Regions from separate parts of the Homo sapiens genome. Here region 1 is linked to region 2. A link is an interaction called in ENCODE POLR2A ChIA-PET data of the cell type or tissue named here. Cell type or tissue: PC-9. All regions are shown on one strand. Links, peaks and the distances in the headings refer to the core of each region. The heading gives the core; the rest is flanking DNA. Region 1 holds the start of LOC124901534 (small nucleolar RNA U13). Region 2 overlaps TRERF1 (transcriptional regulating factor 1).

Region 1 (16,626 bases), core at 4,796-12,795, 100 kb before region 2:
GCCTATCATCAGATAGGGCTCAATCAACCCAGATATCTAACTATAGCAGTATGTACTTGAATGCACTTTTTGACAGGGGAGTTTATAGAAACAACATATGAGCTGAAAACTGAATGTCCGTTTATTATACAATCAGTATAGTATAATTTTACAGTTCATATCTCGTCTTCTCAATAAGGTGATGATCAATACAGAGATTTGGGCTGAATTCTAACATTCTCTGATTGTGAGATTTTGTTAAGTCACTTCTTGGACCTGCTGTATTGAGTTCCACATCGCTTCTTGCTGTTCTGTCAGGTCCTTGTATCAAGATTTTTGTTTTTATTGTCTGATTATGAAGTGATATTAGCTTGTCAGCATGAAGAATGGGAGGAAGGAAGTGTTGCCCCCTCCTCAACTTCCCAGAAAATAAAATAACTATACTTGCAAGAACCATTAAAAGTATCTGAATTCACTGCTTATATAGCAAGAAAACATCAGTTACAGTTAGAGTCGCCTGCAACTGGATGACAGCAAAATTTTCATTGTCTAATGGTTACTGTATGGTTGACTATTTTAGTTGTTCTCATGTTTTTGAAATAAATATGTATGCTCTATTTGCTATTGGGTACAGTTGTATACATCTCCATTAATTCAAACTGTTTAACTGCCCATTTAATTCTTCTGTAGACTTACTAATGCTTTAGCTACTTATTTAGAATTCACTTATTATTTAGAATGTATAAGTATTTACTTATTGATAATCTAAAAAGTGTCAGGCCCCATGCTGGGCCCTGGAGATTCAATCCTAAACAGGACACAGTTCCTGCCCTAAAGTAGCTCATGGTAGATGACAAATGTCTCAGTACATGAGGTTGTAGACCTTCAATGCCAATTTGTGCTTACTTTGGATTTTTATTTAAAATGTTTAAAAGTATATATTTTATTTAAAATCTCACTTTTTTACTATCAAATATTGATAAAGCAATACTAAAATCTTCCACTATGATTGTGAAGTTATCAAATTCTCCTTTGGATCTGTTAATTTCTGCTTAATACACTTTGACTTTAAGGCTTTACTCTTAGGTACATGGTGGTTCTGATTGTTAAATCTTTCTGATGAGTTCTATTAACTCCTGTAGTGTCTAATCTGCTGTTCAGGCCACACAGTGACATTTTATCTCAGACATTATGGTTTTCATCTCTAGGGGTTCAATTTGGGCCTTTTTTATGTCTTCCATGTCTCTACTTAACATGCTCAGTCTTTCCTCTAGCTTCTCAATCATGTGAAATATACTTACAATAACTTTCAATGTTCTTATTTACTAATTCTGTCATCTGTGCTGTTTCTCAATATGGTTCTATTAATTGATTTTTCTCACTGTTATGGATTATAATTTCCTACTTCTTTGCATACCTAGTAAGTTTTGATTGGATGTCAGACATTGTGTATTTTACCTTGTTAGATGCTGGATGTTTTCATATTCTTATAAATGTCTCAAGCTTTGCTCTGGGACAGAGTTAAATTACTAAAACACAGTTTGATCCTTTCAAGTCTTCTTCTTGTTTTTAATTTCAATAGGTTTTGGGGGGGAACCAGGGATATTTGGTTACATAGATAAGCTCTTTAGTGGTGATTTCTGAGATTTTGGTGCATCCATCACCTGAGCAGTGTACACTGTACCCAATGTGTAGTCTTTTATCCCTCACGCCCTCCCTTCCTTCCCCCGGTCCCCAAAGTCCATTGTATTGTTCTTATGCTTTTGCATCCTCATAGTTTAGCTCCCATTTACAAATGAGAACATACAATGTCCATTCCTGAGTTACTTCACTTAGAATAATGGTCTGCAACTCCATCCAAGTTGCTGCAAATGCCATTATTTTGTTCCTTTTTATGGCTGAGTAGTAGTCCATGGTGCGTGTATACATACATACATTATATATATATATTTAACATTTTCTTTATTTGCTTGTTGATAGGTGGGCATTTGGGCTGGTTCCATATTTTTGCAATTGCAAATTGTGCTGCTATAAACGTTTGTACAAGTGTCTTTTTCATATAATGATGTATTTTCCTCCGGGTAGATACCCAGTAGTGAGATTTCTGGATCAAAAGGTAGATCTACTTTTAGTCCTTTAAGGAAACTCCATACTGTTTTCCATAGTGGTTGAACTAGTTTACTTTCCCACCAGCAGTGTAAAAGCGTTCCCTTTTCACCACATCCATGCCAACATCTATTATTTTTTAATTTTTTAAATTATAGCCATTCTTGTAGGAGTAAGGTGGTATCACACTGTGGCTTTGATTTGCATTTCCCTGATAATTAGTGATGTTCAGTATTTTTTCATATGTTTTTTGGCCATTTGTACATCTTCTTTTGAGAACTGTCAAAAGAAAGACTCATTATGGCAGATGTAATCCTGCACTACCCAAATCTCTCTTCCAGACCAAAGGACCTAATCCTCCAGATGCTGGGTACTGGGAGCTGGGGCTGCTTCTAGAAGACAATGCTCAAATGTCAGAAATGTCAGTCCTCTACAGGAATTGCTCTCGGCTGAATAGTGCTGCTTTACTCACAGGGTCACACTACTTCCTGGAGACAGGCTGCATCCAGTGATTGGTTGATGCAGGACTACAAAGAACCAGTCTTCTCATCCCCATGGTGGACAATTCTAAAGTTCCATGTTCGTCTCAGAGTTCCCCGTGGTAGGATGATCAACTCATCCTAGTTTGCCAGAGACTATCCTGGCTTTAGCATTGAAATTTCCACATCCTAGGAAACTTCCAAGTCCTGGGCAAACCAGGTCATTCTTTTCATGAGGTGGCTGAAGTCTTAGTTGAGACTCCATCATAACTCACCCTCTCCCTCTGCCCAGTCCTGCTTCCACCCCCGACACTGGTGCTGATCCCAAGAGCACTCCCTGATAAGCCTCCTGTGTGCTAATCTGTGTCCCAGTCTACTTCCCAGGGAAACCAACCCACCAGCCGACAACACTCACATCTTTTTAAATTTTATTATAGAAAATTCTTAGATATTCTCCTCTTTAAAGATTGCTTTTTTCATATTCCCTCTTCTTTTCTGCAGGGATGCTCACTAAATGCATGTTGAATCTCTTTTTCCTCCATTTCTCTTAATCACTCTTTTTAAATTTTCCGTTGTCTTCTAACTTTGAATTTACTAATTTTGTCTTCATCTGGGCCTAATTTTCTGTTTAACCCATCTATTGGCTTTTACACCTTAATAACTTCCTTCATCTGGCTTTGAAGACACCATTGTCACCTGGTTTTCTTCCTGTATTTCTGGGTGTTCTGTTTCAGTCTCATTTGCTGGTTCCTCTTCATCTTCCTTACTTCCTAATGATGAAATCCCCAGGGCTCAGTCCTTGGACCTCTTCTCTTTTTTACAATCTCAACCACTTTCCAGATGAAGTCATGAGTCTTATGACTTCAAATACCACAGACATGCTGATAATTTTCAAATTTATGTCTTTAGTTCAGATTTCCCCCCTAAACTCCAGACCCCTATACCTAGCTGGCTAGGAGATATCTCCACTTGGAAGTATGGAGCTCCTGATCTTCATTCCCAAACCCTGCCATTTTTCCTATCTCAGTTAATGAGATTACAGGTGGTACTCAGATATTACAGATGCTCAGTTTAAAAACCTTTAACTCCTCTTTGTCTAACACTGCAAATACTGGAAATCTTATGGGTTTTACCTAAAAATAGATCTGGTCCAAGTCACCATCATTTCTTGCCTGGATTATTGCAGTAGTCTCCTGGCTGGTCTACCTACACTTTATTCTCAATATGGCTGCCAGAGTGATGCTGTGAAATTTAGTCAGATCCTTATGTCCCTCTGCTCAGAACCCACCAGTGGCTCCCTTGTCATTGGAGTAAAACCAAAGTCTTCAGTGTGGCCTGCAAGCCCCTGCATGATTTGGCCCCCTGTTATGTCATGAACTCATCTCCCATTACTTTCTCTCTCGCTCTCTCACACACACACACACACACACACACACACACACTCTACTTCTATCCACACAGCAAGCAAGGCTCCTTGCTGTGACTTAAAAACACCAGGCAGGTTCCCCACTCAGGCCCTTTGTTCTGGCTGCTTCCTCTGCCTGAAAAGTTCTTCCCCATATACCAATTTGGCTTGCTCTCTCACTTTTTCAGGAGTGGAATAAAAATCACTTTCTCAGTGAGGCTTTCTCAGACGCCCTATCTAAAATTTCAACCGCCCCGTCTCCTCTGTTTTCTTTTTTCTTTTTTTTTTTTTGAGACAGGGTCTCACTCTGTCACCCGGGCTGGAGTGCTGGAGTGCAGTGGCACCTGCAGCCTCGACCTCCCAGGCTCAAGTGATCCTCCCACCTCAGCCTCCCCAGTAGCTGAGACTACAGGTGCGCATCGCCACACATGGCCTTAACCCCCTTTTTGATGTTTCATATCCCCCTTCCCTACTTTATTTTTTCTGTGTAGCACTTAGCCCTACCTAACATGCTACGCATTATATTTATTGTGTCTTCTTCATTAAAATGTAAACTCTGCCAGGCATGGTGGCTCATGCCTGTAATCCCAGCACTTTGGGAGGCCGAGGCAGGCAGATTACCTGAGGTCAGGAGTTTGAGGCTAGCCTGGCCAAAATGGCAAAACCCCGTCTCTACTAAAAATACAAAAATTAGCCGGGTGTGGTGGCACACGTCTGTAATCCCAGCTACTCAGGAAGCTGAGGCAGGAGAATCGCTTGAACCTGGGAGGCGGAGGTTGCAGTGAGCCGAGATTGTGCCATTGCACTCCAGCCTGGGTGACAGAGCGAGACACCATCCCCAAAAAAAAAGAAGTAAACTCTACTAGGACAAGGATTTTTGTCTGGTTTGTTCACTGCAATATCCTCAGAGCCTCTGTGTGTCTGGCACATTATATGAGCTCAATAAATATTTGACGAATGAATGAATGAGTGACTCTATTTTTCATTTCTGGAAGTTTGATTTGGTTCTTCCTTCAAATTGGCCTACTTTTATTTAATAGTGTCCTGTTGCTTTTTAATTTATAGTGATTAGTTGCATATGCTCTGGAACTAAACTGCGTGGGTTCAAATCTCAGCTCTGCCACTCTAATAGCTTGTGGTAACCATGAGCAAATTTCCTAATATCTCATCTGTAAAAGAGAGAAAGCAATAGTACCTACTTCACAGGAACTTTGTGAGGATTGAATGAGTTAATATTTTGTGAAGCCCTTAGAACAGCATTATATGTTTGCTATCATTATCATTATCACCATCATTTCTTTAATCATTTAAAGTCAACTTATTATTTATAGCATCCTCTAGATTCTCTATTGACTTTTGGTTAAGTGCCAATTTTTCTGTTTGTTGCATATGCTAACTCTCTACTGATAAAAATCTAATCACCACGGAGCATCAGGAGCCAGTCTGTAGTCTGACCAAATTAGTTATTAACTCAGTCCAGCAAGGGAGGCCACTCCGGGGGAAATGTGGAGTGTCGCTCCAAAGAGGGAAGACAGGAAGCTGCTGAAGGATTCTGAAGATTCTAAGGGAAGTAGGCATCAGTTCTGGATTGGTTGCTCCTACTCTGGTTGGGGGTGGGGTCAGTTAAGAGAAGTGGGGATTAAGTAGGTATTGGGTGCTGCCATGAGGCAGCAGTAGCTCAGCAATGGGCTAACCAGCAATAGGTGGGTATGGCAAAGCTGTCTGGGAGTTTGGTAGGAAAGCAGTCAACGTTCAAAGAGGGGGTCTTTATGGCATTTTACAGCTGCCGACTGACTTTGGGGGAAGCAATGTTCCTGTGAACTTTGCAGCTGGCTTTCTTTATGTCTGTCTTCTTTCTGGCTTGAATTGACAGTTGCTTTTTCTTTTCTTTCTTTTTCCAGTCCAACCTATTTTTCACTCTTTAAATCTTAGACAGGATTTGACTCTCACCAGCATAGTAGGGTGTTTGTAATTTTTTATTGTGAACTTGTCTTCAGCAGGTTGTTTCTCCCAATGGGAATCCTTGAAACTCTTGAGTAGTAACATTTTCTCCGCGGAGATGATTCACACATTTGCTTCTGCCAGAATGCTGAGTGTGTCAATGGCCCTCACTCCTATGCACATGGCATAGGCCCAGGGTTTAGGTTTCTCTGGATGACATTTTCCCCCTCATGTTCCAGACCTTAAACAAATGGTGAGCTTCCTGGCTGATTCCCAGGGCCCATGTCCAGTTTTTCTATCTCCATTTAAGGGGGGAAGAGTGCCACAAGGCCTTATTTATTTATTTATTTATTTATTTATTTATTTTAAGATACGGAGTCTCACTATGTTGCCCAGACTGGCCTCAAACCCCTGGGCTCAAGCGGTCCTCCTGCTTCAGCCTCCCAAGTGGCTAGGACTACAGGCATGTGCCACCATGCCAGCTCAAGGCCTTCAATTTTATGCAGGGCTCGCTGCCTTCCTCCTGTCCTCTCACAGGTATTAGCCCCCGGCCCTAACTCCAGATCCATATTCTTCTGGGCTACTATGACATCAGCTCAGCTAGCTGCTCTGCCTTTGATGGTTCTCTTCATTCCTAGCACCTGGAGATTTATTTGGATTATACTTTATTCCACATCTTCTCTGCATTTGTGCTAGAACTGGGCCTACTTCCACAGTAGTTTCGTTGACTCGGTCCTGATGCTAGGACCTCAATGGTGGTTAAAAGCTCAGGCTCTGGGGACAGACCTGGGTTTAAATCCTGGAGTCCATGGTTATTTTTTCTATGGCTTTGGTAAACTCTTTAAGTGTCCTTCTCTTGTCTGTAAAATGAGAACAATGACATGCCTATTAAATGAGGTAGTAAATACCAAACACATATATAAGAACTCAGTAGCCAGGAGCGGTGGCTCACGCCTATAAGCCCAGCACTTTAGGAGGCAGAGGCAGGTGGATCACCCGAGGTCAGGAGTTCAAGACCAGCATGGCCAAAATGGCGAAACCCTGTCTCTACTAAAAATACAAAAATTAGCTGGGTGTGGTGGCATGTGCCTGTAATCCCAGCTACTCAGGAGGCTGAGGCAGGAGAATTGCTTAAATCCAGCAGGCAGAGGTTGCAGGGAGCTGAGATCACACCACTGCTCTCCAGCCTGGGTGACAGAGCAAGACTCTGTCTCAAACAAAAACAAAAACAAAAACAAAACTCAATAGATACCATTATTATTATTACTATCAATATAGAAAATTAAAGAAATAAAAAAGAACAAGAAAGACAATAGTGTGTGCCACCTGGTGGCAAGACTTACCTCCCAAATCAGGAGGTCTTCCTCCATCCATCTTGGACACATTCTACCTATAAATACAGAATCCTTACCCATTCAGTTGCCCCCCAAAAGCCTTTGATTTCCTCAGGATGGTTCCGAAAAACACCTTCCTCTTGTTACTTTACCCGGAACATGGCTTAAGTCTTTGGCTGCTGGAGATGGAAGATCTGCCTTTGAATATGAGAGTTCTGACCAGCTACTTCTGTGTTCTGTGTTTTGTGATGTGTTGTGTCAGTGGGTTAGTGTTTTACTGCTTCCTCTTAAGTAGAAGAATAACTTTCTTTTTGGTGACTTCTGAAACAGAACGTCCCCCTCCCCAAGACACACAAGTGTGCATATACAGGCACACATCAACCAGGCAGTATGCCGAGGTCATAACACTTCATTCATAACACCATTAAATTATAATCTAACCTTTAAATTATAGTTAAGATGATCATCAGCAGTGCAATGCCATGTGAGCTACACATATTTATTCCCCACATGTCTGATTTTGGAAATCCGACATCTTCTCTAAATGAGTGCACCTTCCTCTCAATGCTCACTTTCTCAATAAAGATAAATGCATCATCTACACACATACTCAGTTTCTATCCCTAAATTTTCCAGCCAGGGAAATCTAATAACTGTTTTATATATCCAAGGATATCTATGTGTCTAGCTATCTCATGCTTCTGGAATTCTACATTCACATATTATGAAGACTAAATGGAAAAGCCCGCATGGATGTATCTAGCCCTCAGTTGGTACTCAGTCAGCCCTCAATAAATGTTGGAATTGAACATGTCCCTAGCCTCTACATACTGATGCTATCTAAGGTAGATTTTTTAAATATGCAAATAATAAATTCCCTAGTGCATTTTTTTCAAAAGTTTCATATATATGTGTGTGCATATATGTATATTATATGCATGTGTATGTATATGTTGGCCTGCCAGTCACTTTTTCTGTTTCTCAAATGAGTCAGCGTAAGCTCTGGGAAGCCAAGAGTGATTTATATTCTGTACTCAGAGTCCTCCCCCACCAGAAGGTCTTACACTTTGCATAGATTCTTCTTATACACATGATGATGTTCAGGGCTGGCTTTGGTGTATCATAGTGAACCTTAAGGGGCCTAGGGGGAATTGTGTTTTTCCCCACTCCATGACAAATATTACAGATAGGCCCACTCAGCTCCATTCCGACTCCCAGCAAAACTTTGAAATGCATTGTTCTGAGCTATAAGTGGTTGAGAATACCCTACAATGGGTTATATGTTCCCAAGGTTGATCAACTTTTATAGGATTCCAGGGCAGAAACAAGTGGGGGTAATTTTTCCGCTAATATGCCTTGCTAAATGCTTCAGATAAAAAGAGAAAGACTATTAATTTCCTAGACTCCTTTAGAGCTGAGTTCTGAGTCCATCAAGGAAACTCACTTGGGAGTTTGGAAGACAGATATAAGGTGGGGGCCACAGTTCTGCTATTCTCTGTCATTCTCCTGGCATGCACATGTGTGGAGATAAATGGAGTTCTGTGACAGAAGTGGGAAGAGTCCCAGTGTCTGGTTCTTAGCTTTGTGGGTGTCAGGAACGATGTGATCCTAGTATTTCTGGTATTTCCTGATTCTCCAACTTATTGTAGTGACAGAAGAAGCAGCTCCCTTATGGGCCACTTCTGCCATCTTGTTCTGGGGAGTCATTCTTGGAAGGTCACCGTAGGGCTCTTCCTACAGCCCCTCAAACAATTTTTTAAGTACCTATTTCTCTTGTCAAGGAATCATTTGTTTAAGTTAGCCCTAGTGGTTTCTGCAACTGAACCCTGATGGATAGACCCTAGAAACACCCCTTCCTCTCACATCCCCATGCTATCTCAACCCAGGCTGGTGACTGTAACTGTAGCTGGAAAATTCTGCCTTTGAATCCTGTAGAAGCTTATCAACATAGGGAACATATAACGCCATGTAGGACATGCTCGATCACTTATAGATCTGAACAATACACTTAGAAGTTTTGTCCTGGGAAAAAGCTTTGACTGTGTGGAAAAAAAGAAAGAAACAAAAAGGATTATGGGTGTAGTGGGCACCTTTTTTTTTTTTTTTTTTTTTTGAGACAGAGTCTTGCTCTGTTGCCTAGGCTGGAGTGCAGTGGCACGATCTCGGCTCACTGCAAGCCCACCTCCCGGGTTCACAATATTCTCCTGCCTCAGCCCCCCAAGTAGCTGGGACTACAGGCGCCTGCCACCACGCCCGGCTAATTTTTTGTATTTTTTTTTTTAGTAGAGACGAGGTTTCACCATGTTGGCCAGGATGGTCTTGATCTCCTGACTTCATGATCCGCCTGCCTCGGCCTCCCAAAGTGCTGGGATTACAGGCGTGAGCCACTGCGCCTGGCCTTAGTGGGCACCTTTTTAGAGGAGTTGCCACTGCAGGAGACAACCAGGTACTGAGCCGGAAGATAAACGTTGCCACCTCCATGCTTTTACCCCACACCTTCCCCTGATGATTGTGGCATTTGGTTTTACAGCAGAGTGTCACCATCAGGGAAACCAAGTAACTGGGAAAGTGGCTGGAAAAGTCACCCATCCCAACCACCCTCCTTGCCTGAATCTGCAGCCATGATGCAAATTTTCCAAAATGCTCTGTTTAGCAAGAGTTGGCTGTGAGTTCTAAAGAAAAAAAACCCTAATAGTATTTTTGTTCTCATCCTAAGTGTTCTTGCAGGGGAAGTATTTTTTTTTTTAATTTAAAAATAAAATGTAGTTATTTTTATTTAAGACAATTCCCCATCTTGAACACATTTACATTTTTTTCTTCCCCCATTTACAGCCTATTTCCTGAAAAATGTTGAGAAGATTTAAGTGTCTAATATTTTCCAAGGCCATCTCATGATTCATCAGTTTATTGTTTGTTAAGTATCAGCCTCAAGAAACTGGCTTAAATGGGAATGTTGATCTGGATTTTCTCCTCTGATTTACTTCACAGATGACGGGAGAATGAATTAAAAGATTAAAAAGTCAACATTTTGCTGAGTCCTTTGAATAACAAAGAGGTCCTGTAAGAACCAAGTGAGGCTAAATAGGCAATCCTTGTCCTGTGATATAGCATCACATATTAATAGAATTTGTGACAGGAGGGAGGGGGGCGGGCGCAGTAGCTCATGCCTATAATCCCAGCACTTTGGGAGGCCAAGGTGGACAGATCACCTGATGTCGGGAGTTCACGACCAGCCTGATCAACATGGAAAAACCCCGCCTCTACTAAAAATACAAAATTAGCCGGGCGTGGTGGCACATGCCTGTAATCGCAGCTACTCGGGAGGCTGAGACAGGAGAATCGCTTGAACCTAGGAGGTGGAGGCTGTGGTGAACTGAGATCGCGCCATTGCACTCCAGCCTGGGCAATAAGAGTGAAACTCCATCTCAAAAAAAAAAAAATATATATATATATAGAATTTGTGACCGGAGGGGCCTTAGGACCTGTCACCTAATTTCACAGAAGAAGAAACTGAGCCCTAAAGAAGGGAAATGACTAACTCAGGATTGCCAGTGACCAGTGGCAGAGCTGGGAGTAGAATTCAGGTCTCCTGAGGTTCACCCTCCGGTGCTTTCTCTCCTGTCTTGCTTATTTTCATGTGAACCCTTTTTGATCACACTTCCCTTTCCTGCTTTCCAGCCTTTTGATCACACTTCTACTTTCCTGCTTTTCAGCCTGAGTATGTCTACTTATGAGAAATACAGAGATCATTTAAGGAGCTGAGAATTTCCTTCTCACTTAGAGCTCCATAGAAGTCAGGACTCCCATTCACATGGAACAGATGAGAAAGAAAAAAGTTCAGAAGGGAGTTTCACTTGCCAGAGTCCACACAGCTACGGTTAGACCTCAGACCTCCTGAACAACCAAGCCGATGTCCTTCCCAACACATTAAAACAGGTGGGCTAAATAGGTGGCCTGGTACATTACATGAATGTACTGTTCTTTTGTTTAAAGAAGTGTGTGGGAAACAGAATTTGGTCTAATTAAAGGCCGTTGGGGGTGGATTAATGAAGTACAAAAAGGGCCTCATTAAAAGAAGCTGTCTTCTAAAAGGCAAGCCAATGGCAGTTATCTTTCCAAAGTGAACATTAGAAAGTGGTTCCTGTGTAATTTTCCAATCATTTAACTTAAAGATTCCTATCTATTGATACATGAGGGTCTGCATGTACTTTTGTGATGGCTTGAACCAAGGTTGACTTGAGCAAAAAGCTGCTCAAGGCCAGTGATCATTGTTTAAATTATGAAAGTAATATAAGCACATTACAGATCTTTGGAAAGTTCAGGAGGGAAAAAAATGTACCCATGGTTCTACCATCCAGCATGGTATTGTTATTATTTTGTACATTCCCTTTCTGTCTTCTCATCAGAAGTGTCTTTACGCAGTTTTAAATGGTCTTCCTCTAATTTTCATAGCATACTATGACCTTGTATTACACTTTCCCCTGTGACATTAGATCATAAACATTTTTCTCGTAGATTTTGTCTTCATGAGCATCACATCTAATGGCTGCAAAAAGGTCCACCTCATGGGGGTCCCATAAGGTGCTCGTGATTCTCTAGAGGATTCATGAACATCTTTCCAGGGGGGGGTCACATTGTCAAAGACAGCAATGGCATTTGTTTTAATTTCAAAAAATAAAAAGTAGCTCAGTTTTTAATTTGAAACATTGCCCCTTTAAAGCTGAGCAGCATGAGAGCCTCTGGATGTGTGTCACGTGGATACACACAGGGTTAGTGGAGATGATAAGCCAGTGCCTCAGTCCATACCCCGCTCAGCACAACACACTGGGGACTAACACCTAAGAAGTCTATTGGACTGTTATAAATTCCACACGGACTCATGCTATAACATGGATGAACCTTAAAAACATTATGCTGGCCAGGTGCGGTGGCTCACGCCTGTAATCCCAGCACTTTGGGAGGTCGAGATGGGTGGATCACCTGAGGTCAGGAGTTTGAGACCAGCCTGGCCAACATGGTGAAACCCCATCTCTACTAAAAATACAAAAATTAGCCGGGCATAGTGGTGGGTGCCTGTAATCCCAGCTACTCAGGAGTCTGAGGCAGGAGAATTGCTTGAACTCGGGAGGGTGGAGGTTGCAGTGAGCTGAGATTGCACCACTGCACTCCAGCCTGGATGGCAGAGTGAGACGTGTCTCAAAAAAAAAAAAAAAAAAAAAAAAGAAAGAAATTTAGGGGACACATTCAAACTATAGCAAGGAACAATTCATTTACTGGGAATAATGATTATCCATACCCCAATTCCATTTCCAAATGTACTTGTAGAAAATTGTTTGCAAATGACAGCCTGAAATCTCTCATCTCTTTGTTTTGAAACAAAACATAAAATGTCCAAAAATAAAACAGTTGAGATCCGTTTGTGATTCATAAGGGTGATGATTGGGTTTTCATGCTAATATGTGAGATGTGACTCCTTCAAACTTCCTTGTTATGACATCAGCACATTACTCATCTGATGTGAAAAGAAATTTTTAATTTAAAAAAGTTGATATTTTAAGCTAAAATGCAAAAATTCTAAACACTAGGCAATCACAATAGCTTTTGTCCATTTGACTGCCATAGCATGTAGTTACTTTTATTTTATTTTAGAGACAGAGTCTTACTTTGTTGCCCAGGCTGTAGTGCAGTGGTTTGATCTTGGCTCACTGCAACCTCTGCCTCCTGAGTTCAAGTGATTCTTATGCCTCAGCCTCGAGAGAAGCTGGGGTTACAGGCGTGTGCTACCACGCCCAGCTAATTTTTTTTTTTTTTTTTTTTTTTTAGACGGAGTCTCGCTCTGTCGCCCAGGCTGGAGTGCAGTGGCGCGATCTCGGCTCACTGCAAGCTCCACCTCCCGGGTTCACGCCATTCTCCTGCCTCAGCCTCCGGAATAGCTGGGACTACAGGCGCCCGCCACCACTCCCGGCTAATTTTTATGTTTTTTTTTTTTTTTTAGTGGAGGTGGGGTTTCACCATGTTGGCCGGGATGGTCTCCATCTCCTGACCTCGTGATCCACCCACCTCGGCCTCCCAAAGAGCTGGGATTACAGGGGTGAGCCACAGCGCCCGGCCATTTTTGTATTTTTAGTAGAAACGAGATTTCACCATGTTAGCCAGGCTGGTCTTGAACTCCTGACCTCAGGTGATCCACCCACCTTAGCCTCCCAAAGTGTTGGGATTACAGGCATGAGCCACCTCGCCCAGCTGCATGTAGTTACTTTTAATCTATACTGAATATAGGCTTGGTCCCTAAACTAACCATAATAAACAATTCCATTTCGAAATGTAAATCACAAATTATATTTTGTCTTACATAATTGATTTAAAGTATGTGTCATGTTAAACAGAAAGTTGAATTTTGTCTTAATAACATGAATATTATTGGATTATATTAAATTAATATTTTTTGTAGAATTGTAATACTTTTTTAAACATAAACAATTTTACAAAAAATTGTAAAACATATATCAATGAGCTAATATTTATAAGTGTAATATTCTAAATATTTTTGAAGTGCCTGTAACAATGCCTAGAACAGTGCCTGGTACATAATAAGCATTATATGTGTCTGTTAAATAAAAAGAAAACGAAATTATAAAATATTTTAAAATACTACAAGTTTTATAAGTATATTTATATATATGAATTGATAAAGAACATTTGCATAGTAAAAAATATATATACATTGGAAAATGCAGATTTATGTAATCACTCCCCCATTGTTGGCTATTCAGGTTACTGCCAGTGTCTTTTTTAAAGGATTACTATGGTGAACATTTTTCAAGCGTAAAGTTTCAGTAGTTTATGTTATTTTCTTAAGGTATCTTCACAGAATTGGATAACCGGTGCAAAAGTTGTGATGACATGTATTACTTTCTATATGTGTCATAGTTGCTAATATTATCTTAGTGGCACTTAGCATAAGGAAAATATAATGCCCCAACTCTGCGTCAGGCTCTGTTGCAAGAGGCTTTACCAAACTTATTGCTATGGTTGGAATATTTATTTCCTCCAAAACTTTGTTGGAATTTAATCCACAACATGGCAATATTGAGGAGGGGGTCTTTAAGAGGTGACTGGGTTATGAGGTCTCTGCTCTCATGAAGGGATTAGTTGATCGGTGGGTTAATGGATTAACGGGCTATCCTGGGAGTAGGACTGGTGGCTTTATTAGAAGAGGAAGAGAGACCTGAACTAGCATGCTCAGCCCCCTCGCCATGTGATGCCCTATGCCACCTTGGGGCTCTGCAGAGTCCTCACCAGCAAGAAGGCCCTCACCAGATGTGGCCCCTTGACCTTGGACTTCTCAGCCTCCATAACTATAAGAAATATTTTTTTTTCTTTATAAATTACCCAGATTCAGGTATTCTGTTATAACCAACAGAAAATGGGCTGGGCACGGTAGCTCACGCCTATAATTCCAGCCCTTTGGGAGGTCAAGGTGAGTGGATCACTTGTGGCCAGGAGTTTGAGACCAGCCTGGCAAACAACCTCCTTACTAAAAATACAAAAATTAGCTGGGCATGGTGGCACATGCCTGTAATCCCAGATACTCAGGTGACTGAGCCACGAGAATTGCTTGAACCCAGAAGGGGGAAGTTGCAGTGAGCTGAGATGGCATTACTGCACTCTAGCCTGGCTGACAGAGCGAGACAAAAAAAAAAAAAGGGCAATAGAAAATGGACGAAGACACTCATCTTTATGGATCTTCATGATAATTCTGTTGGGTAGGAGGTAGTATTATCATTCTTATTTTCTAGATGAATCAACTGAGACTCAAAGAGTTGAATCACAATGACCTGATGTCTAGGAGGGAACACTGAGTTTCAACTGCAAGTACACCAAGTAGGAAAGACTGTCTTGTGGTAAATTTCTTTCTCTTGGCTAAAAGTAGGGGGTGATATCGGGTCAATTTGTTATTGTCACCTACAAGAGAGATGGAAAAGGCTTCTACATTATCATGAACTTGAGAATCTTACAGTTAAAAATTGGAAAGATGAAAAATGGGGTGGAGAGTGGGGCAAGAGTGATTGGTAGGATTACTTGGTGTATCAGTTTCCTTGGGCATCCATCACAAAGTACCACAAACTGGGACGCTTAAACAATAGATATTTATTCTCTTATAGTTTTGAAGGCTGGAAGTCCAAAATCAAGGTGTCAGCAGGCACCTGCTCTCTCTGAAGGCTCTAGTTTCAGGTGGTTACTGTCAGTCTCTGGCATGGCTTGGCTTGTGCATGCATCACTCTAATCTCTGTCTTCACATGGTCTTCTCCCCACTGGGAAGACAGAGATAGTGATTTGGACACAGACACCAAGTCTCTGTGTAAAGACACTATTTCCAAATAAGATTCTGGGTGAACATGAATTGTGCAGGGTTACTATTTTTAACCCAGTACTGTACACTTGGGTAGGAGAAGCCTGATACTTCTGCCCCTTCCCACTTTCTACTTTGTGCATGCAGTGGCTAGCAGAGGTATCTCTGCTCTCAGAAGTGAGGGGAAATCCTTATGTCCCTAGGCAATGTCTTAGTAGGCTGCTGACACCCAGAAGAAACAGTCTCTTCAGACTCAGAAGGCTACATATAGGCCCATCCCCATCATCTTCCTCTACAGTTGCTGGAAGAAGGCTGCAATAAATAGCTCCCATAGTTGGGGCAACAGAGAATCTCAAAGGAAAAGATGTGCACAGAGCCAAGAATTACTAACACATCGTAAAAGAGAAGAACAAAATGAAACAAATGACTAGTACCTGAGAAACAGATCATAGAACTCACAGAAGGGGATTTTAAGAGAAGTATAATGAACCTTTCATCACAGGGATAAAAGACAATTGAATCCATAAGACAAGGAGGAAATTATGAAAAAGTATCAAATAGAGATCTTGGAAGTGAAAAGTATTCAGAAGAGAGGGAAATGGTAAAATGAATACAAATGAAGAGCTGTTTATTGAGCTGGAAACAATAGCTGAGGGATTCTCCCAGAATGTAGTATAACAGGACAGAGAAAAATTATGAAAGAAATGTTTAGAAACATGGAGGGTAGAACCAGAAGCTCCCAAATCTATCAATTCACATTCCAGAAGAAAATAAAAGCAGAAAATATGAGAGAGAGGAAAAATTAAAAACATATTAAAAGAAAAATTTCCAGAGTTGAATAAAAGCACAAATCTTCAGGTTGAAAACTGAGTAGGATGAATAGAAATGACTACACTTAGATACACACAGTGAAATTTTAGAACAAGTGTAAGGAGAAATTCTAAAAGCATCCAAAGATTTTTAAAATTTTTTCTGCAAAGACTAATATCAGAATTCTCAGTAAAAATGCATTGCATACAAGAAGGCAAT
Region 2 (16,626 bases), core at 3,519-11,518:
TTCTCTGAACATGTAGAGCACCAGAAAATATTTTTAAAGATTTCTTTAGGCTGGGCGTGGTGGCTCACGCCTGTAATCCCAGCACTTTGGGAGGCCGAAGTGGGCGGATCATCTGAGGTCGGGAGTTCGAGACCAGCCTGACTAACATGGAGAAACCCTGTCTCTACTGAAAATACCAAAATTAGCCAGGCATGGTGGCGCATGCCTGTAATCCCAGCTACTTGGGAGGCTGAGGCAGGAGAATCGTTTGAACCCGGGAGGCGGAGTTTGTGGTGAGCCGAGATCGCACCATTGCACTCCAGCCTGGGCAACAAGAGCAAAACTCCGTCTCAAAAAAAAAAAAAAAAAGGATTTTTTAAAAAAATTCAAATAATTGGTGGTGTTAAGGCAAAGAATCCCCAAATGAAAAACAGAATCCACGGTGTCTGCAGAAGCCATCTGGTCCAGCCGTGTTCATTTACAGATAAGAAAACCAAAGGCCAAGATTTTCAGACATTTATTCAAAGTCAGATTCTCCATGTTCCACAGCCTCCCTCCCATTCTGAGTGCAGCTGATGTTGCCCATGGTGGGAAGCCTGTGTCACTACACGTTGGTTCTCTGTGGGGTCTGTTGGGCTGAGTGGTGCACACCCATCCAGACCCTGCCTGCCTCATCCCTGGTGAGGGCAGCTCCTTGGCTTATTTCCTTCAGCCAAGCCCTGCCCTCAGGTCTTATAGTCATGTCTGGTCTGAGGAAACGGAGACTCAGATCCCTTCTGGCTAGGATTCTGGGCTCAGACACTATTCTGGCTTTGACATGGCAGGGCCTCCTGCCTCGTTCCTGTGTCCCGTTTCCTTCTCTGAGTCTCAGTTCTTCTAAGAGGCTTCTGTGTTAGTTCCTGTTCTGCTAACGTGCCTGATATCCAGGTCCCGAATTGGGACCAAGACCCTGTCCTGTCCCTTTGTTAGTGATAACCAGGTGTGGTGGGGAGACATGGGTTTGAATTCTAGCTCATCTGCTTACTGGCTGTGTGACTCTGGGTAAATTACTTAACCCTCCCGGACCTCAGTTTCTTTATGTATGAGACAGGAGCAATAGAATATACCTGACAGGGTGGTCATAGAACCAGTGCACAGTGTTTATTGATAACTAGTAGCTGGCATCACTAGTCCTACTCTCAGGGGTTGGAATCTTGCCCAGTCCAGCCGGATGGATGGAGCCTTAGTAACCTTCAATAGATGTCCTGATGCCTGAGTTGCAGAGGGTTGCCCATCCTGACTTCCCCCATCATAGAGCTTTGCCCACTTGTTGGGACTATTCATAATTTTGTTCTAGGCTGTCCCCTTCCCCACAGTCCCTGTGAGCCCAGCCAGCTAGAGATTGCCAGCATCTCTCCAGACAGGAGGCCTGCCCACTGGACCACAGCTTCTCTGTATGTGCTTGGAACTGAGTGGGCTTGTCCATGCCCTGCTCATTTCAAGAAGGAAATTACAGATCAATTTCATGTAAACACACAGCTGCAGAAGTCATCAGTGGAATAAATAAATAGGTGAATGACTTAACTAGGAAATGTTTATTGCACATCTACCATCCAGTAGCCATAGTAGTTAGCCCTGGTGATATACCATGTCTCTGTCCTCAGGGCACTGAGTCCTGAGGGGAATCAGACACATGGCCATTGATTGATTGCATTACAGTCCCTGTGTTAAATGAATGTGGTGATGGAGGGAGGGGGGACTGAGGAGCCTCCAACTCTACTTCAGAAAGGCGAGGGTAAAAAAATAAAGGTGAGGTTTGGGAAGGCTTCACAGAGGAGATGTTTGATTTGGGTTTTGGAGGTTGATATCTCAGTATTCTTTATTAATTTTTCCAGATGAATTTTATGGTCACTGAATGGGCTCTTTAAAAAATGAGTGTTGAGATCAGGTACAGTGGCTCACGCCTGTAATCCCAGCCCTTTGGGAACCTGACAGGGGAGGATTGCTTGAGCCCAGGAGTTCTAGACTAGTCTGGGCAACATAGTGAGACCCCATCTCTACAGAAAGTTAAAAAAAAAATTAGCCAGGCACAGTGGTGCATACCTGTGATTCCAGCTATTTGGGAGGAATCGCATGGTGGGAGGATTGCTTGAGCCCCAGAGGCTGAGACTCTGTGAGCCCTGATCATGCCACAGCACTCCAGCTTAGGTGACAGAGTGAGACCCTGTCTCAAAAAAAGAGTCTTGAAATATCACCAAGCAAGGCTCGTCTCAGGAATATAAGTCTGATTCAACACAGAGAGGCCAATATTAATAGAAAGAAATCATAAAAATCGGAATACCTATTATTCAGCACGGTGCCTGAAATATAATCAGTCAACAAATGTTTGATGGATGAATGAATTTGGTCTCAGTGGATGTAGAAAAATACTGGAAATAATTACATATGCATTATAAAGCATCAGAAGAGTAAAAAAATAGGTGTGTTGGGGGATTTACCCCTATGTAGGATAAAGAGCCTGTTTGTGTATAACCGTGTAGCAATCCTTACACAGGGGCTGCAGATACTGAGTGGGGAAATACTAGAAGTGTGCCCTGAAAAACAGGAACTAAACCAAAATGCCCCTTATCTCTACTCTTATTTAACATAGTTTAACAGATGCTTGTCATAACAATATAGGAACAAAGAGAAACTAGAGGGATTGGTATAGGGAAGGAAGAGATAAAAATATCGCTGTTTGCAAATGACACAATTTTTATTCAAAGAAAATTACAAAATCCTACATGGCTGCTTCTGATCAGAAATTAAAGCATTAAAGGGTCAGCATTCCAAAGTTTATGCCTAGATTTCATGCCCTTTTGGCATTTAAAATTCCAGTGAAATACTTCATAATGCAAGAACATGATAATTATAATAATAATCAGGAAAAATTGGTGGACATGCATATCAAAGGATGTTTTGAAAATCTTTTAGGAGCAAGACTTCTCTAAGCAAACAAGGCAGGCAAGCAGTAGTTATTAAAATTGTACAATAGTAGGATAAAGCAGGAAAATGGAAGATCAGTACAATAAATAGATCTAAATGAATGGAAGACATTTATTTATTTATTTATTTTGAGACTGGGTCTCACTGCACCCAGGCTGGAGTGCAGTGGCGTGATCACGGCTCACTGCAGCCTCAACTTCCTGGGCGCAGGCAATCTTCCCACCTCAGCCTCTTGAGTAGCTGGGACTACAGGCATACACCACCATGCCCAGCTAATTTTTTGTAGAGACAGGATTTTGTCATGTTGCCTGGGATGGTCTTGAACTCCTGGGCTCAATTATCTTCCTGCTTCAGCCTCCCGAATTGTTGGGATTACAGGCATGAGCCACCGCGCCTGACCTGGAAGACATTTATATATGACAAATTTGGAGAGGCAAACAATAGTGAAAGAAATAATTTTACAATAAATAGCTCTTGGGAAAAACTAGATAACAGTGTGGAAAAAGTGAACTCAGATTTATATCTCACATCATATGTTATAAATTTTAGATGTATTAAAAAGTTAGTTTTACAAACTCTTAAAACTCAGAGGAAGCAGGTGGTATTTTTTCCTCGAGAGCAAATGTGTTTGAAAATTCCATAAAAATGATCATTAATGGAATGAGATGTGTTCAACTATAAAGGAATAAAATCTATAAGATAAAAATAATAAAATCATGTTAAAGGATGTCAGGGTGCGGTGGCTCATGCCTGTAATCCCAGCACTTTGAGAGGCCAAGGTGGGTGGATCACCTGAAGTCAGGAGTTGGAGATCAGCCTGGCCAACATGGCAAAACCCCATCTCTACTAAAAATACAAAATTAGCCGGGTGTGTTGGCACATGTCTGTAATCCCAGCTACTCGGGAGGCTGAGGCAGGAAAATCGCTTGAACCCGGGAGGCAGAGGTTGCAGTGAGCCGAGATCACGCCACTGCACTCCAGCCTGGGCAACAGAGTGAGTGAGACTCTTTCTCAAAAAAAAAAAAAAAAAAAGATATATATATATATATACACACACACACACGTGTATGTATATATATATATACACACACATGAGTATGTATATATACATACACACACATGTGTATGTATATATACATACACACACATGTGTATGTATATATACATACACACACACATATATATATATATATATTTATTTATATAGCGAAGTTAATGGAAGAGGGAAACAGTTGTAATAAACCAATGGATAAGACATGTTATCAAAGTTAAGCACAGAACTGATGAAGTTCTTTAAGGCAAATACTTAGACTATATTGGTGAAATAACCCAGGCATAGGAACACATCATTTTGTATGAAGCCTGGATCATAAACTGAGAGATACAAAGGTGTTTCACTTTCTTTTTTCTTTACCAAATGCAGGTAATTAGGGAATAGTTAGGCAAATGCTGTGAAAACAATACAGTGGAGAACTCAAACACTTGATACGAGATAGACAGAGCAAAGTTAAGTGCGACAAGAATATGGAATCGCTTACCTGTGCTGATGATGACCTGGTAAATATCTGTGCGCACACGTCCATAAGAATCTGGACAGGTATAGGGCTTATTTGATGTACTTTTGATTAGGTTTTTTTTTTCTCTGTAAAATTGTAAATATGTCATGGAATGTTGGTTTTTAAAAGAAGAAAGGAGGGGGGAAATTCTGTAGTAAAAAGAGGAAATGCGTTGCGGTGGAGAGACGGCACTGGGAAGTCTTCCACATGGAGCTGGATTTGAGTCACTACGTTATCATGTGGTTTTGGACAAGTCACATCTCTCTTCTCAAGCTCCCAGTCTCCACCCTGAGAGGAGGTAATGGTGACACCCACAAATTAGATCACAGGAGTTCTTGACTTCTGAGCAGGCATTCTCTTTGTCGAGCCGGTTTTATGGAATCCTGGAGCCCCTTGCCCACTCTCCCTCGTTTTGTCCCATCTCTGCAGAATGTCTGTAGTTTGGGGGCAGATCCAGGACTAGCGTGACAACAGAGACGGGCAGACAGACAAACACAGCCCCAAACAGGGCAGCCAACAGAGTCATTGCGAATAACGGTGAAAAGAGACTGCAGCCCCCAGCAAATAAATATGTGCCCTTTCCATTTCAGATCTGGAGATGTGGCCTAAGAGGAGAAGACAGAGACTTAAAGAGAGCATTTTGTTGAGCAGACTTAGATTTACCATGCAGTTGAAACTTTTTGTAAGCCTGGTTTGTGGAAAAAGCAGGAAGGAAAGGAGGCCAGCCACTTATCTGGTGTGTTTAGGACACTTTGGGGCATAACTAATGAATTCTAGTGTTGAGTTCCTTTACTTGGGAGCTAGATGACCTTGAGCTTCTTAGCCCAAGCCCCTGTTTCTTCATGTTGAAATGGGAATAACCTCTGTGTCTCCCTGGTTTGTTGTGAGAATGACCTAAGATGTAATGCTTAAATGTTCTTTGTGCTTTTCAGTTACTATTTGTCAAGGTTTCCCCTGGATGCATGCCAAAACAGACACAATGCAGGATCCCATAGGGAATGTGGATTATTGTCCCTGCCTTTGGGGAGCTTGTACATCCAGAGGGAGTGGTTACACAAATCCCTGCAAAGGCTGGGGAGGAGGGGGGTGGGGGGTAAGTGTCATGAGAAGGCAGCAAGGCCAGGGATGCTGTTTTTAAGACGAGGGACATTGGGGCCACTCAGGGCAAGGGGCTAGTGACTGGCTAAGATGCAGTATGGGGGATGCCGGAGAGAGGCAGCATTTGTTGAGGAAGGTTCCAGAAGACATTAGGTAGATTTGAGCAGTCGTCTAGGATATACTGGACATACCCAGGTCTGTTAACTCATTGGAGCCCGATTGCAACCTGTGAGCTGAGGGAACTGGGGTGTGCAGGGACTGGGATGTGAGCTCCTTTCTGGGCTGACTTGGGTCCAGGACAGAGGCCTCTGCCTGCTCTGCCTGTGGTCCTTCCTCTGTACCAATGCCCTTTCAACAAGAGGAGTCATCGGCACTGGCCAGAGTTCATCTTCTTCCGTGGAGTGAGGAGAGGGGCAGAAGAGAAGAGGGTGAAGGGCAAGAAGATTCTGAGATGAAGAGGGAAGAGGAAGGTCAGGAACCAGGAAGGGGGTCTGACTGATTTTCGGGAAGCAGTTGATAGGATGTGGGACCTGGAGTTAGTCACCTGGGGCCAGGTCCCAGCTTTACAGCTGCCAGCCTCCATAACTGTGACCAAGTCAGCCAACTTTTCTGAGCCTCAGTTTCTCCCTCTGTAAAATGAGGATGACTAACTTACCTCCTAGGGATATGAGGAGGACTAACTGAGTTGTATCTGGAAAGTGCTTGGAACTTTCCAGGTCTTCCATACACACTAGCTGCTGCTCTTGTTATTTTTGTGATCACAAAGGATTCTTGCCCCTTGGAAATGACGGTGCTTCTGTGTCATGGGCTTTGTTGCATGGTGGGTCAGTAACACTTTCCCTGTACTCCACAGGGGCAGGTAGTTGCTTCCCCCTGCCTGCTTCTCTCTGTCTTGATCTTCTGCCCCTTCCCTATTTTTTTTTTATTTTTTTTAATTTTTTTAATTTTTTTTTTTTTGAGACAAGGTCTGGCTCTATCGCCCAGGATAGAATGCAATGGTGTGATCGCAACTCACTGCAACTGCCACCTCCCAGGCTCAAGCAGTCCTCCCACCTCAGCCTCCCAAGTAGCTGGGACTACAGATGTGCATCACCATGCCTGGCTAATTTTTGTATTTGTTTGAGAGACAAGGTTTCATCATGTTGGCCAGGCTAGTCTTGAACTCCTGACCTCGGGTGATCTGCCTACCTCGGCCTCCCAAAATGCTGGGATTACAGGTGTGAGCCACCGCACCAGACCCGTCTATTTTCAGTTTGAAGCAGCACCTTCTGTGTGCCAGGCATTTTGCTTTGTAATTGAACGTACATCATCTAATTTAAATCCTCCCAATAACTCTTCTGGGTGGGGCTAATCATTCTTGTTTTTCAGATAAGGAAATGGAGGCCTAGAGAGTCCCACAGGAGGAGATTCAAATTCTGTCTCCATCCCTGAGCACACATCAGTATAACCTTGTGTGCTGGGGCCTCGCATCTTAAGGCTGTGTGAACCAAATTCCCTCCCTTCCTTGTAAGTGACCTCACTGGAACACAGCTGGGATGGTCCTTAACTGCTGCCTTTTCCCTTCCCAATTGTAAGACTTTGAGTCAGAGTACTTAACCCTTAATGCCTCACTTTTCTGTCTATAAAGTGGCAGTGATAACAGCACCTAGTTTGGTAGGGTTACCGTGAAGATTAAATAATACCCAGAGTTCTGGAGCACAGCTGTAAGTGGTGGTTGCTGTTACACTGGTCTGCAACTTTGAACCCTATCCAGCCCCCTGAGAAACTGACCTATCTGCTGACTGTAGCCTGGGGGTGGGTATATTAGCTTTGACTAAATATGTAAAACTTTTAGTGACCCTTCAATCTCCCTGTCCCACCCTTAGGCAAGAGGAATTCTCTTAGTCCTGCAAATGAGAACTGTTCTCTTTTGATGAACACAAAGAAAACCCAAAGTGAGAGTTTCCTAGTAAGAGAAAGCAGCAGCCCTGAGGTATTAGCTCCTTAGGGCCTTGGATTCTGCACTTGCTTAGCTCTGATAGGAAGCAGGAATCGGCACAGAGAGCGGTTAGACGGTAGGATCAAGAGGCAGGAGGAGAGTATCCTGCTGGGGTGAGAGGATAAGGAAATGAGGTTGGGTGGGGCTCCTGACAGGGTTAAGGCCTGTGAATCACCAGAGGCCCTCAGGCTGGGTGCAGTGGGCTGGAGGTAGCTTTTCTGAAAGCCGTGCTTCTTGGAGTCAGCATTGGCTTCACATTCAAGACGGCTGGATTGGGGTGGGGGTAGGGGAGAAAAGGGGGAGTCTTAGAGGAATGAAAATGCATCACGTGGCCACAGCAAGAATCCAGAGAGGAAATGATTAGAATTGTGCTATGGAGTGAAAAAGTAGGACTAGAATGGAGAGATAATTTTGTAGTTCCCTGGATGTGGAGGTGTGCAGGGGAGTCTACGGTGACCCCCAGCTTTTAGCATGTTACTGGATGCTTGGTGGCACCATTGACAAAGATGAGGAGGAACCCAAGAGAAATAAGGTGAAAGATGTTGAGCTGAGATTACCTTTTGACATGTTGAGCTTGAGAAACCCATGGGAACTACAGTTAGAGGCATCTGCTCAGAAGAATGTCCTGGCTGGAGTCGGGCACCATCTGCAAACAGATTCTAGTACTTGAGTCTAGTACTCAAGACTCCCAGGCACAGCATGTTCCCTCTTGCAGGTGGGGTGGGGTCAGGCAGAGTGGTGAGTGGCCGGAGAGGCACCCACGGAGTGCCCCATACATGCCTGGCACCAAGTTGGGAGCTAGGTTCTCTGCAAGCGGGCTCTGTGGCAAGGCCTGGGGGGGGTCTCATGGAATTTCAAGTCTGTCAGTGCGGATGAGCCCAGCAAGAAGAATGTGGGCAGGGAAAGCATGGACAGTGGACAATGAAGCCCTGGAGGACACTAACAGCTCTAGGACTGGAGACCATAGATTTGAAGGATATAAGCTCCGGTTACAAAATGCGCTCTGGAATGTATCCCATTCTGCTGCTTACAATCTGCCCCACACCTGCAGGGTGGAGTACAAACTCCTTAACACAATGTGCACAGCCTGCCTGGACCTTGCCTTGTCTTAGCTTTCTAGGGCTGCTGAAACAAAGTACTACATACCGGATGACTCAAAGCAACAGAAATGTCTGCTCTTGCAGTTCTGGAAATTTGAAATCAAGGTATTGGCAAGGTTGGTTCCGTCCAGGGGTTCTGAGGGAGAAACTGCTCCGTGCCTCTCTCCTGGCTCCTGGTGGCTGCTGGCGATCCTGGGTGTTTCTTGGCTTGTAGCAACATCACTGCAATCCCTGTCTCCATTGTCACGTGGCATTCTCCGTGAGTGTGTGTGTATGTGTGTGTCGCTATTTTCTCTTTTTATAAATAAGGGCATCAGTCATTGGATTAGGTGAGCTTAAGATGAGTATAACCTCATCTTAACTAACTATGTCTGCAAAGACCCTATTTCCAAATAAAATCACATTCTAAGATTCCAGGTGGCCGTGAATTTTTGGGAGACAACCTAGCACCAGCCTCGTTTTTACCTGCTTTTTTGGGCCTTATTTCCCTCCCACTTTCATGGCCTTTTTTGGGGAAGATGTCCAGAATCTACCCCAGCTGAGGTTTGCTGTCTCTGTCTCGTGAGCCGCTCCCTCTCTGTGAGCACCCCAGTACTTTCTTTTTTGCACCCCAATACTTTCTTTATTGTCCCTGTCCTAACTAGGCTCCAGCTTCCTCAGAACAGGGACTGGACCTCGCTCCTCTCTCTTTGTCAGCAACTTGGTGGCTGAGAGCCTCACCTTCAGGGTGCCACAGAAGCGGGTGTGAGTCCAGGCTCCCCACTTAATTAATGTGCGACCCTGGGTGACTTCCCTGACCTCTCCTAGCGTCAGTTTTCTCATCTGTAAGATGGATCTATTAAATGAGAAAAGGTATGTAAAGCAGCTAGTCCGGACTTAGAATCTCCATGAGGGCAGCATTCGATCTTGTTTTGCTCACCTTTGTGTATCTGGCACTTAGCATGGTGTCTGATGTAGTAGGTGCTCCGTTAATATTTGTTGAATAAGTGACCACATGGGGAGACTTAGCTTGATAAGAAATGACTTTATAAGAATTCAGAAGGGTAGACATTTGGTAATAACCAAATCAACAACAATAACAAAAGAAATGACTTATAAGAAGTGAGTTCTGTGTTTATGGATGTGACCCTTCCTTAGAAACCCCCCTTCCCCCTGCCTTCAGTCCCTAAGAGCTGGGTAATTACAGTTTGAGTTGCAGCTAGATGCTGACGAGTAGCGGTGAACAGGGGTCTCAGTTTTAGTCAGGCTCACAGCCCTGCACCCGGTGTTTCTCTTTCATGTGGATGGAACAAACTTCAGCTTATTACATTAGCGGTACCTATGGTGGCTGCAATAGATGAGTCACCATTTACTGTAAAGCTTTCAGATGCCCGGCAGATGCATGCCAGTTGGGACTGACAGGGCCCTCTGCAATACAGGCAACCCAGCCTCAGGGGTCTAAAAAGACATAGAAAATCCTTTTTATGGTCCCAAGTAGTACCAAGGTCTTGGGTGAGGGTCCATAGCCATCTTAACTTCTTCATTCCTAAATTTACTACTGGAAGTTAATTTTGGTCTCCAAACAGTGGAAGGCACATTTTGGAGCCAACTAAACAAGTCTGTGCAAATTGGTGTTTACTTGCTTCTAGACTAGAGGTTTATGTTGCATCTGTTTTGTTTTTATGTAAAATATTAATTTTTAATAAAAGGACCCACTCTTATTTCTTCGTTATCGGCTGCTGAGAGGAATGCTTCAAAGCCCAAGACCTTTTTCCTTAAGTAGAAATGTAGTTGGCTCCTGTCTGCCTGCAGGTGGTGGTTTTCTTTTCAAGAAATGAATCCGTGAAGTTCCATTTGGTCTCCAGTGGTACACAGGGCTTGAGGCATTTCAATCTTTGGGGATGAACTCAGTTGTGAAGAACTGAAAAGACAAGACTCCCAGGCACAGCATGTTCCCTCTTGCAGGTGGGGCGGGGTTGGGCAGGGTGTGGAGAGTGGTAAGTGGCTGGAGAGATACCCACGGAGTGCCCCATCCATGCTGGCACCAAACTGGGAGCTAGGTTCTCTGCAAGCAGGCTCTGAGGCAGGGCCTGGGGGTCTCATGGAGTTTGAAATCTGGTGGGGCGGATAAAATCTTTTTGTGCATGTCTGTATGCTTATCTGTGCCTTGGAGCTCTGGTTAAGTTATGTAGCCTCTCGGCCTCAGTTACCTCATCCGTAAAATGGGGATAATAACAATTTTCCTGAATTGGGTGGTTTTAAGCATTTGATGAGATATTTAAAGTACCTGGTGTAGGCCTACAGCATAGTAGGGCTGAAAAGGTGTTAATTGTAATGATGAGAAGTGTTGTGAATCTTTTCTTTTGAGAGCACGGATGGTGAAGGGAGCCTTTGGTGAAAAGAAGGGTGTTGAGATAGTCCTTCTGGGTAACTGGTAGTTGACGGCCTGGTTTTTTATGGTAATTAATTCAGTATCTCAGATTGGCCTCTGTACTCATTTGGCTGGTTGCTGCCTCTCCACTGAGGTATTTGCTGCTGGCCCCCATAGAATACCTGCCCTTCCCACCCTCTGTGGCCTGTGCCCTCCTCTTCAAAGGCTTCTCAAATGATTGGCCCCGGATGCTTTGACAGGGCCGTGCTTTTCTGGTGCATTGGGAGGATGGCCAGGGGCCCCTGCAGTTTAGTTCACACCCCTCCACCTTTCTCTGGCCAGTGAAGCAGAAGAGGTGGTGAATTCTGTCCTTTCCAAGGCCCCAGTTGGGACTCGGGTCTCCTAGACAATCTTGTGTCTTCCTTGGGAGCAAGACCTGTCAAGAACATCTATTTGAGATTCTGAAATGTGGTGCTGTCTGGGACACAGCCAGTGTTTATGGGGGTGGTGGTGACAGACTATTTGACATTGGGACTTTGGGGACATTCAGGATAATGGTTGCCATGGCTGGACACCCATTACACCTGCCTCCTTTTTTATTGCTGGTGTCTTCTCCGTGAGTCCTCGTCTTCTCCCATCCCCAGCTTTGTGGGGAGGTGATTGTCCTAGAGTGGAGCCCCCTTGCTTCTGGAACCCACAGTCTCACAAGGATGCTGCTGTTCCTCCAGCCAATGTTTACTGCCCTTCTAAGGGCATGGGCCCTGGTGGTGGTGGGTGATTGGGGTTGGGGAAAGGTTGTGTTTTGTTTGCAACTGCATCCCCAGGTGTACCCCCAATAAGCAAGCCAGTGTCAAGCAATCGTGAATGCTTGTGCCAAAGGAAAGCCCCTCACAATGAGATGGGGTGAAACTGCTGCCCCCGCCCCACCTCACAGGATAGTTATATTTGTTATTATCTAGCTGCCTTACTCCTCCTTCTTGGCATGTGTTTGCATGCTGGGCTGCGCAGCTGTCATCAGCTGTCATTTGGGTTGTATCACATGGAGCCGTACGAGACCCCTGTGCTTGGTTCTCCATTGTGTAATAGTGGTGCTGCATTTAGGGTGTAGCTGGCTGAGGTTAGGTTTATGGTCTGTGACTGGGACCAGGAGTATTTTTCTCCACACAAAAGATGCAGGTCCTGTGACTCCTCTTTGGAGACGACTGGATCCAGTGAAAGCAGGTTTTCCTCTGGGGTGGGTTCCATTGAGTGACAATCAGGATTCTAACACAATTCTGATTCCAAAGAGTATGTTCTTTCCACAGTCTCACAGTGACTCCTGGAATATCAGATGGCTCTAATACAAGAATTCCATCTATTTGAGGTCCTGTGGGACCCTCTTGGAGAACAGAAAGAGTGTGGATTAATGGTGGGCAACAAAAGTGACTTTCTCCATTCACTACCACACCATAGAGGATCTGACCATGGGGGATGGATGGGAATGAGAAACTAGGGTAGAGAAGCTGGCCTCTGTTCCCAGAGCATTCAGTTACTACCAGACATGTTCAGAATGCCACAGTTCTAGTCTCAATGACCCACTGGAGGTGTTCTCTCCTCCCTACTCCCTCTCCTTCCCCATGGTCAAGTTCTGGTTACTTCAAATCAGCATTAGGCCTGGAACAGACTACAGCAATGCATGTGACTTTTCCAAAGTCTTAAAACTGGAAGAACTTGCTTGCTCCAGTGTTTTAGATACAAAGCTACACCGGGACTGCATTGGCCAGGGACCCCAGCGCTGCAGCCGCTCCAAGGTCTGGGTTCTTTCCTGGTTGTGTGCTGGCATTTGGGTGTTGGCTTCCATTCAGGAGGACCTCTTCCTTTCATGCAAGCAGATACCTGAAGACACCCAGGTCCCTCGCTTGGTAGTCTGGAACGATTTCACTGTCAGGGGAGCTCTGGGGTGGAATTTAGTGTGGTGGGGTCTATACTTTCTCTTTGATCATTTTAGGTTTAGTATGTTTTTGTCTGTAAAGGGAATGATAACTCCAGCTCATTACTATAATTTGACTACAGTATTGGTTTAATGAGAAACCTATGAGAGGGACCTACTTCCTTCTGATTTTTGTTTTATTTAAAAAAAATTCTGTACATTCTGTTTCATTTCTCTTCCATTGGAGTTTTCTTTTTAAAAGTCACCAAACAACAAAACCATTTAGAAAATAAAATGGACCCTGGGGACTATGTAGCATTTTCTCTCCATGCTGCCTGACTTCCTTCCATCTGGTTAAATCTCTCCCTGTGTTTTCCAGGCGGCAGGTGGTGAGATGGAGAAACTGAGGCCCATAGAGGGGATGGGAATTGATTGAGGTACACACTGGATCAGAGCTTGAATCAGGCCTACACAATGTAGGTTCCAGGCCAGTATTTCTGCTGCTCCCCAGAGCATTGGTGTTACCTGTGGGATGGTCTCCCTAGCAGTGCATGATCTCCTTGTAGTTTCACTGGCTTACTTAAGATGAGCTCTCACTACAGAATTGCTTTGATCATGCATTTTACATGGTGTCAGGACAATCTTGAATGGATTCCTTCCCCATACATTCGTCCATCCAACCACCCATCCATCCGTCTATCCATTTATTCACCCGTTCATCCAAAATCTTTCTTGATCTGCCATGCACAAGGCAATGTGCCAGGCCCAGAAGGTTTGGGGAATGAGAGAGACAAGATCTCACTTCTGGAGAGTCTTTTCTTTGGAGTTGGAGGGGCAGAACCATAACATAACTGTAATACCAAGGAGAACAAAGTAAGCACACAGGCAGAATGGAGTAGTGGAAGCGGGGGGTTAATTTTTGTTGAGAGATGCAAAGATGGCATTGGATCTGAGTTTTGAAGGATGAATAGAATTTTGGCACTGGGCAAATTATGGAAAGGTGCTTAGGAAAATAAGGACCAAGGGCATGTGATGGCCACACTCTGGATTCCTTATTACCATACTGCACAAACTCAGAGGTGATTCTGTCCTGGGTTTAAATGGTACATGCCCTATAATGGTTTTGCAAAATGTTCAGACCTGCTTCACTTTGGGGGTAGGGTTGGAGATAGAAGGAAGGCATTAGGAGAGGGCTGGTATTTATTGAATATTTTGTGTATGTTCATCCAGTCCGCATACATCATCTAATCAGGGGCACACAGCTAGCAAGTGCTGGAGCTGGGATTTGAACTCAGGACTCTGACTTCAGGGCCCCTGCCCTTCCCATCCTACTGACTTATCACCTTCTTCTTGGGAATCACTGATGCTAAACAGTCATTCCCAAATAATAATATAGGATTCAGGTTGCAAAGTGGAGTTGGCTTCTGACCGGTGGGAATGCTTGTGAAAATATTTTGCTGTCTTAGCTCACATCACTCAGACTTTCTGCGATGAGTGGAAGGAATATTCTATTTTGGCCATGCTTTCTGGAGGACCCCTCCACAGTGCCACTGCTCTGTAATGTTGGTCTTTGGCTGGTTTATCAGACGATTGCTGTATATATTATTTCTCTAAGAGCAGATATCTTCTGACCTATGACCTGCCCAAACTAGCAAGTCATACACTTCGCTTGAGTGGGTTATTAATGCACTTCTGATGGAGACAAGCTTCTGAGCTGGCACAATTGGCTGGGTGTCCTTCTGTTTAATAGAGTGGGGTTTTTATTGGAAAATAAATGCTGTCCATGAAACCTGAAAAGACAAACAACGAGGATGAGTGAGGTGAGGAGTGGTGGCTGAATAGGAGGTGGCATTTCCTGGGGCAAAGGCATTGGGCATTTTGTATCTGTTTTCCCAGAAGATGTCTTGGGACATAGGGGATTTTGTCAGGCAGGTGAAAGCCATTCAGGGAGTAGGGTGAGTGTTTGAATCTTAATCAGTAATTCAATATTGAATAATATCTTAATCAATATTAATCAGTGATATAATATTGTCATTCTACAGTACATCCCGACGGTGCCTGTGTCCTGTCATTTGACCCCTCTAACCAGGAGTTTGTATAGAGAATACTTTCTGGGGAAAGTGCCTGAGGCTGTTGGTTTTTGTCTCACAAATGAGATGTAATCCTCATGAGGTCCCAACCCAGTTACACATCAAATTTCTTGTCTCCATACTCCGATGATGCCCTCTGTCTCCTTCCTCTCCTTTCTTTCTCCCCCTTCTCTGTTACAGTGTAATTTTAGTTTGTAAGTTTCTTCCAGGGCTGCAGATCAGTTAATCTTAGAATCCACTGCTCTGAGAGCATCTTGCCTTTTATCTCTGTTCTCTATATTGGGGTCTGTGATTCTGCTGCTAAAAAAAGTTTGAAAACCAGATGCCTAGATCATTTCTGCAGTGTTCCTTGTCTGCAAGGGTGGCCCAAGGGGGTTTGTGGGTGAGGGCCGCAGCGCCTCCTTCAGGGTGTGTGTATGGGTGTGTACAGGGGCCTAGATAGGGTAGGGGACTGATGTGCCTGTCTTGTCGTTCTTACTCTGCTTCTGAAGTCTGGGTCCTTCTAGTTCTTGGGGTACTTGTAATTCTCCTCCCACCATCCCAGGCAGCTGAGGAAAACAGTTTGTGGGTTTCATTGTGGAAACAAATGAATAAATCCCAAGTTATATATGTTCTCTCTTATAATACACCCTGTACAGACAAGAAATCTCGAAGAGGTTGAGTAGCTTGCCTGAGGTCACACAGCTATTAAGTGAGAGGGTCTGTATTAGAATCCAGATCCTGATTTCAGAGTTCATGCTCTTCACTACTACCTGCATCAGCCATACTGTTACAATAAAAGTATTTTACTGTAAAAGTACTATATTTACTTTTACAATAAAAAATATTTATTATTCTCTATCATTTCCCCCTCTTGGGAAGATGGGCTGGGTAAATTTAGCACTGTGTAAATTAGTGTAATATGCATATCTCACTTTTATTTGCCTTCAAAGTACTACCTTTGGAGGGTGGGGCATTCTGGGCTTTGAGTTGGCCATGGTGGGAGGAGGGGTGGGGGCCCAGATTTGGGGTTCTTGTTTCAGTCGGTCGGAGCAAGGGGAGAGGTCTGGGAGGTTTATTTCTCAGCTCCTGAAGCTGGATAGTAAAGTCACACATATGAGAGCTTCAGCGCGCAGAGGCCATCAGTTTCCTTCCAGTTTCCTCTACATCTCCTTTTTCTGACCCTTTCTGATTTTCTACTGGATTCTGATGGAGTCCTTAGAGGGTGGCTCAGAAGATGACGAACTGGGAACAGACCTGCTTGGGACATTCCAGGTGTGAAGGGGAGCAGGGCCTGGGGAAGACCAGAATTGTGTGTGTGTGCACACATACACGTGTGCATGACCATTGATCAGATGGCAGTTGCTTATCCACTGATTGCAGGAATTGGAATCACATGTTGGTTGAACAGTGTGGTCAATCCACAGGTCTCAGTGAGCGTGAGGTAGTTTGATGGCATCTGTAGTACAGAGATGTGAGCTACGCATTTGTTAAGGCCGTGCTTCTCCTTGAGTTGTGAATGGTAATTGTATTCCCCTTTTCTAGAGTGTCTCATTCCTTTGCTTGAGGGGTGATCATGGACCTACTGTAAGGGCTTAGATACGCTCATGAAACACTGGAAGA

The links. ChIA-PET counts read pairs that join two places held together with the same protein. Peaks named below come from ENCODE experiments on the same cell type or tissue, not always from the same donor. Only the 100,000 strongest peaks of a DNase experiment are listed, where the experiment ranks them.
Region 1: POLR2A ChIA-PET joins it to region 2 with 13 read pairs; 8 of 35 experiments call an interaction of 5 or more read pairs at or near these places.

What each region holds. Positions count from the first base shown.
Region 1 is chr6:42,501,636-42,518,261 of GRCh38, reverse strand. LOC124901534 (small nucleolar RNA U13) reads left to right here and starts at 12,656; the gene lies at 12,656-12,762. RefSeq lists enhancers at 10,899-11,018, 15,661-15,800. In PC-9, for the core only: no CTCF peak of the experiment used is centred there; a DNase peak (open chromatin) is centred at 12,691; H3K4me3 peaks cover 366 bases; H3K27ac peaks cover 1,133 bases.
Region 2 is chr6:42,395,723-42,412,348 of GRCh38, reverse strand. All of the region lies in intron 2 of TRERF1 (transcriptional regulating factor 1), which reads left to right. It also overlaps the pseudogene LOC124901512. Among named protein-coding and RNA genes, the nearest start is that of TRERF1, 48 kb to the left of the region's middle. RefSeq lists an enhancer at 9,749-9,798. In PC-9, for the core only: no CTCF peak of the experiment used is centred there; DNase peaks (open chromatin) are centred at 7,168, 7,718, 8,638 and 10,018; H3K4me3 peaks cover 831 bases; H3K27ac peaks cover 4,283 bases.